Linked DNA regions of Homo sapiens: region 2 is linked to region 1. Evidence: read pairs that join two places in POLR2A ChIA-PET (ENCODE). Cell type or tissue: Panc1. All regions are shown on one strand. Each heading gives the region's core, and the rest is flanking DNA. Links, peaks and the distances in the headings are about the cores only.

Evidence for each region. ChIA-PET counts read pairs that join two places held together with the same protein. Peaks named below come from ENCODE experiments on the same cell type or tissue, not always from the same donor. Only the 100,000 strongest peaks of a DNase experiment are listed, where the experiment ranks them.
Region 2: POLR2A ChIA-PET joins it to region 1 with 5 read pairs; 19 of 35 experiments call an interaction of 5 or more read pairs at or near these places.

What each region holds. Positions count from the first base shown.
Region 1 is chr12:48,847,212-48,850,129 of GRCh38, reverse strand. The region is part of intron 1 of DDX23 (DEAD-box helicase 23); the gene reads left to right. Among named protein-coding and RNA genes, the nearest start is that of DDX23, 3.5 kb to the left of the region's middle. In Panc1, for the core only: no CTCF peak of the experiment used is centred there; no DNase peak of the experiment used is centred there.
Region 2 is chr12:48,975,572-48,978,429 of GRCh38, reverse strand. WNT1 (Wnt family member 1) reads right to left here and starts at 108. Exons shown (of 4, transcript NM_005430.4): 1 at 1-108. It also overlaps the pseudogene RNU6-940P. RefSeq lists a silencer at 54-423. In Panc1, for the core only: CTCF peaks have their summits at 276 (motif pointing right), 1,596 and 1,804; no DNase peak of the experiment used is centred there; H3K4me3 peaks cover 278 bases.

The sequences.
Region 1 (2,918 bases), core at 159-2,658:
GTGTTTTCACTCTGTCTCTCTGCTATATATTTTCTTGCAAGTCACCAAAGTATTAGATTGCTTCCTGTTTAAAGCTCTTCTAAGATCCCCATTGCAGTTAAAATCCAAGTTAACTCTACTCTGACCTGTAACACATTTTCATTATCTGACTCCTGCCCAGCTCACTGAACTCATCCTGAATCAGTATTCCTCCTGCATTAGTGCTTCCCAGGGTCAAGAAGTCTTTCCACCTCAGCCTGGGCTCAGGTGATCCTCCCCAGGCAGGAGCGAAGGGGCATGGGCCCCATAGGTAGTATTGGCTCCTGGGGGCACAAGCCGTGTTCCTGGACGATATTTTCCTCCCAGGCCTCTGCCTATGAGCTCTTGAGCACTTTTGAGCTCAGGCATTCCACCCACCCTAGCCTCCCAAAGTGCTAGGATTACAAGTGTGAACCACCACACCTGGCTGATTTTTTTTTTTTTTTCTCTCGAGACAGAGGGAGTCTTGCTCTGTCACCCAGGCTAGTGCAGTGGCACTATCTCGGCTCACAACAACCCGCACCTCCTGGGTTCAAGCAGTTCTGCCTCAGCCTTCCGAGTATCTGGGATTACAGATGCCTGACATCACGCCTGGCTAATTTTTGTATTTTTAGTAGAGACGGGGTTTCACCCTGTTGGCCAGGCTGGTCTCGAACTCCTGACCTCATGATCTGCCTATCTCAGCCTCCCAAAGTGCTGGGATTACAGGCGTGAGCCACTGCTCCTGGCCTCCGGCTGATTTTTAACTGTTTATAAATGTAAAATTTTATTGTTCAAAATAGACGGGAAGTCTTGCTATATTACCCTGGCTGGTCTCGAACTCCTGGGCTTAAGTGATCCTCCCGCCTTGGCCTCCCAAGGTGCTGGTACTACAGGCATGAGCCACCAGGCCTGGCCAAACAAATATGTTTTTAACTGACAAACGTGTAGTTGGGCTCACACCTGTAATACCAGCACTTTGGGAGGCTGAGGCCGAAGGATCCCTTGAGCCCAGGAGTTCAAGACTAGCCTGGGCAACAAATTGAGACCTTGTCTCTAATAAAAATTTTAAGAATTAGTTGGGGCCGGGCATGGTGGCTCATGCTTGTTATCCCAGCACTTTGGGCACTCAGGGCGGATCACCTGAGGTCAGGAGTTTGAGACCAGCCTGGCCAACATGGTGAAACCCCGCCTCTACTAAAAATACAAAAATTAGCCAGGCGTGGTGTGGCACGCGCCTGTAATCCCAACTACTCAGGAGGCTGAGGCAGGAGAATCACTTGAACCTGGGAGGTGGAGGTTGTAGTGAGCCAAGATCATGCCATTGCACTCCAGCCTGGGCGACAGAGCAAGACTCCATCTCAAAAAAAAAAAAAAAAAATTAGTCAGGTGTGGTGGCATGCGCCTATAGTCCCAGCTACTTGGGAGGCCTAGGCAGGAGGATCGCTTGAGCCTGGGAAGTCAAGGCTGCAGTGTGCCGTGATTGTGCCACTGCCCTCCATCTTGCGTGAGAGGGTGAGACCCTGTCTCAACAACAACAACAACAAAACAAACCTGACAAACATGCTAAGCTAGTTCACATTTCTTGTATCTAACAAGGGTTTTTTACCCTGATCTTTTCATGGCCCTCTTTCCCATCATTCAAGTCTCAGCTTAAATGTCAACTAAAACTTCTTCCCTGAGCCATCTATCTCTTGTTATACCCCTACCCATCATATCACTGTTTTATTTTCTTCATTAGCATTCATTACTATTTAAAATCCTTTCCGCTACACTAGAATTTAAGCTTTATGAAGTAGGAGACTTTGTTTTCTTTTTTTTTTTGTTTTTTGTTTTGTTTTGTTTTTGAGACGGAGTCTCACTCTGTCACCCAGGCTGGAGTGCAGTGGCATGATCTCGGCTCACTGCAAGCTCTGCCTCCCGGGTTCACGCCATTCTCCTGCCTCAGCCTCCCGAGTAGGTGGGACTACAGGCGCCCACCACCACGCCCGGCTAATTTTTTTGTATTTTTAGTGGAGACGGGGTTTCACCCTGTTAGCCAGGATGGTCTTGATCTCCTGACCTCTTGATCTGCCCGCCTCAGCCTCCCAAAGTGCTGGGATTATAGGCGTGAGCCACCACGCCCAGCATGAGACTTTGTTTTCTTTACTGCTTTGTCTCCGTTACCTACAACAATTTCTGGCACCTTGTAGGTGCTCGGTGAATATTTGTTGAAAGAATGAATGAAATCCAGGATGCTGTACAGAGAAAATAGCCTTCCTTTGGGATTGTTTTCTTAGGGCTGTAAGTGTTTTTTTTATTTTTTATTTTTTGGTGTGTGACAGGGTTTTGCCCTGTCACCCAGACTGGGGTGCAGTGGCACAATCTCGGCTTACTGCAGCCTCTGCCTCCCGGGCTCAAGCAGTCCTTCCACCTCAGCCTCCTGGGTAGCGTGTACCACCATGCGTGGCTAATTTTTTATATTTTTAGTAGAGATGGGTTTTTGCCATATTGCCCAGGTTGGTCTCGAACTCCTGGACAAGCGATCCACCCACCTCAGCCTCCCAAAGTGCTGAGATTACAGGCATGAGCCACCACACCCAGTCAAGACATAGGTATTTCTTTCTTTTTTTTTTTTTTTGAAACGGATCACGCTCTGCTGCCAGGCTGGAGTGCAGTGGTATGATCTTGGCTCACTGCAACCTCCGCCTCCTGGGTTCAAGTGATTCTCCTGCGTCAGCCTCCTGAGTAGCTGGGACTACAGGCACGTGCCACCATGCCTGGCTAATTTTTGTATTTTTAGTAGAGATGGGGTTTCACCGTGTTGGCCAGGATGGTCTCAATCTCCTGACCTCATGATCTGCCCGCTTTGGCCTCCAAAAGTGCTAGGATTACACGGTGAGCCACCATGCCCAGCCCAAGACATAGGTATTTCTGTGTGA
Region 2 (2,858 bases), core at 8-2,507, 130 kb before region 1:
GAAGTGACGGGAGGAGGCTGCCCCTCCGGGCCGCACTGTGGCACCAGGGCGCACCGGTTAGGGGCGCAGACAATGGGCAGCGAGCGGGGCTGTGGTTCCCGCCCGTCTGAGCCGAGAGCTGACGGGTTGGCCGTCGGGGCTCACCCCCGCCCCCTGCCCGGTGGCCCCCGCCTCCGGGCCTGCACTGGCCGCGGACCCCTCCCCTTGGGACACCCTCCCACGCGCGCCCGCCTCACTCAGCTGAGCGTCCGGAGCCCGTCGAGGACTAGCATCCGCCAGGGGGCGCGGCGAGAGTGTGCTGCGGGGAGAGCCCGCCAGGGGCCCAGCCCGCCTCGCCGCCCGCGGTGGGGTTGTCCCCTCGACGTCACCCCGGGCCCCTCCGACGTCCCCTCTCTCCCCCATCCTGAGTGTCGGAAGGAAAGCTGTGGTTCTGGGCAGCGACTCCGGGGAGATGCTTAACCGCCCAGGAACCCCCGATGGCTGGACAGAGAAGGAAAAAGGGGAGACGGGGGCGTGAGTGCGGCTGTGGTCAGGGAAATCCCGGGGATGAGTTGTGGGGGTGAGCTAACCAAAAGGAGCCTAGCGGTGGAGAGAAACCTAAAGCAACAGGCAGTTTGCTCATGTGCGCCAGAAGAAGCGCACAAGTGGCTGTGTGTGTGTGTGTGTGTGTGTGTGTGTGTGAAGTGGAACAACGTGAATATGGGTGGGAGTGAGAATGTGCTGTGTTCTGAGGGTGCATCCTCCTGTGTGTTGGTACGTGCAGAAACTCCTTGTTCTGACGAAGGATGTTAGGAAACTTTCCAAAGAATTTTGGAATTTAGCTCAAGTCAGAAAAGGTCATGGAGTCACCTTGTCACAGTCACCGCCTGGGGCAGTGTGTCAGGAAGGAGGTGGCAACTGTCGACAGGAGACTCAGAAGCATGATTGAGGGATGCAGAGTGTCTGGACTGTGTGTGGAGTGGGTGGATGAGCATGTGCATGGGAAGATTAAATATGTGTGTATGCGTCATTCTGTTGCCCTTTGTACCTCGTGGCATCCTATGGCGTGTCACACTGTGGTATGTGTCAACCAGTGCATGTCATTGGGGGAGAGAGCCGAGCCTACAACCAAGATGGTATTGAGGTGAACCCAGCCTGGAGTGGCTAAGTCTCTGAGGCCTAGGCTCAGAAAGGATGGGAAATGGTGCGGATGTCCACTGTATGTATGGTGATGGAGAGGACTGGGAAGACAAGGGTTGCTGGCTACATTGAACCTAGATGAGGAAACTTGTGCCTCCATGTGTTTGCTTCTCTTTGGATGTTTCTGCCAAGTTTCTGTCTTTCCCTAAAGCTCTAGTTCCCACCACACTGGGATACCCAGAGTGCCTGTGACCATCTCATCCATTGTACACTTTTCTCTTCTCTCCCAGGGACTCCTACTCAGCTTCAAGGCCATTTAGGCCTCCTATTGAAGAAGTGACAGGCTGGGCGCGGTGGCTCATGCCTATAATCCCCGCACTTTGGGAGGCCGAGGCAGGTGGATCATGAGGTCAGGAGATCGAGACCATCCTGGCCAACATAGTGGAATCCCATCTCTAATAAAAATACAAAAATTAGCTGAGTGTGGTGGCGCACACCTGTAGTCCCAGCTACTCAGGAGGCTGAGGCAGGAGAATGGCTTGAACCCGGGAGGTGGAGATTGCAGTGAGCCGAGATCACGCCATTGCACTCCAGTCTGGGCTACAGAGCAAGACTTCATCTGAAAAAAAAAAAAAAAGTGGCTGCTTTTCCCTATATGGGGAATAGGGGGCACTGCCAGCCTGGTTATCATGCCCCACCACCACACACATGGCCCCTGGAAGGAGGGAAGATCTCTTCTCTCTCCCCATTTTGCAGAATTAAAAATAGATCAGGCACTTGTCCAAGGTCCACGTCTAATAAATGAATCAATGGTAGAGCCAGATTAAAACCCAGACCAATTTGACTCAAAGCCCATGCTCTTTCGACCTTACCAGCTGCTTGCCAGTGTGCAGCAATTACAGGCTGGGAACCCTTCTCAAAATTGATGGGTAAAAATAATTTTTTGGGCCTTTCTGCCTCCCTTTTGAGTTCTAGCTCTCATTTTTTTCATCTCCCTTGTCTTTTAGGATGCCTTCTGACTGAGAAATTTCCCCAGGCCTGAACCTAAAGTCTCAAGTCCCAGAAATGACTAGGATTCCCTTCTAAGGCAGGGAAATCACTCTAAGGAATAAATGCCAGGTAAGTTTCATTAATATTCCCGGGCACTTGTGTTTTAAATGAGATGCATATTAACCCAAATGAAGCCTGATGGAAGTTATTTTAGAAAGAAATGTCCTTCTTTCCCTTTTTTCTTCCCTTTTGCCCAGCCTAGTATATCTGGCCCTTCCAAGGATCCACCCCAGAGGGAAAAGGTGTAGTGGTCCAGCACCCTCCGTAGATCCAAAAGCCAGTAGTCCCTGCAGAGAGCACCCAGCATAGATAGCTCAAGTAAATGGACAATGTATCACGGGGAGCCTGTCCTTTATCCCTTATGAGTTTCTTCCCACTGGGGCCTGGGTCACATCTTTTGGCCTGGTGGATTGATACAACACCGTGAGGGTGGGAGGCTGGCTGGAAAATATGGAAGCCCTGTCTTTGACGACTGTTGTCAAGCAGAGGTGGGAAGAGAGGAAAGGAGCCACTGTGCTTTGTTCCAACATTCCACACACCAGGAGTAGGGGGCAAGAGGGTAAGGCCCCTAGATCTGGGTCACACTGTTTATGACCTGGCTGACATTTCTTTTTCAAAATATGAAATGCTTCACAAATTTGCATGTCATCCTTGTGCAGGGGCCATGCTAATCTCTATATCATTCCAAT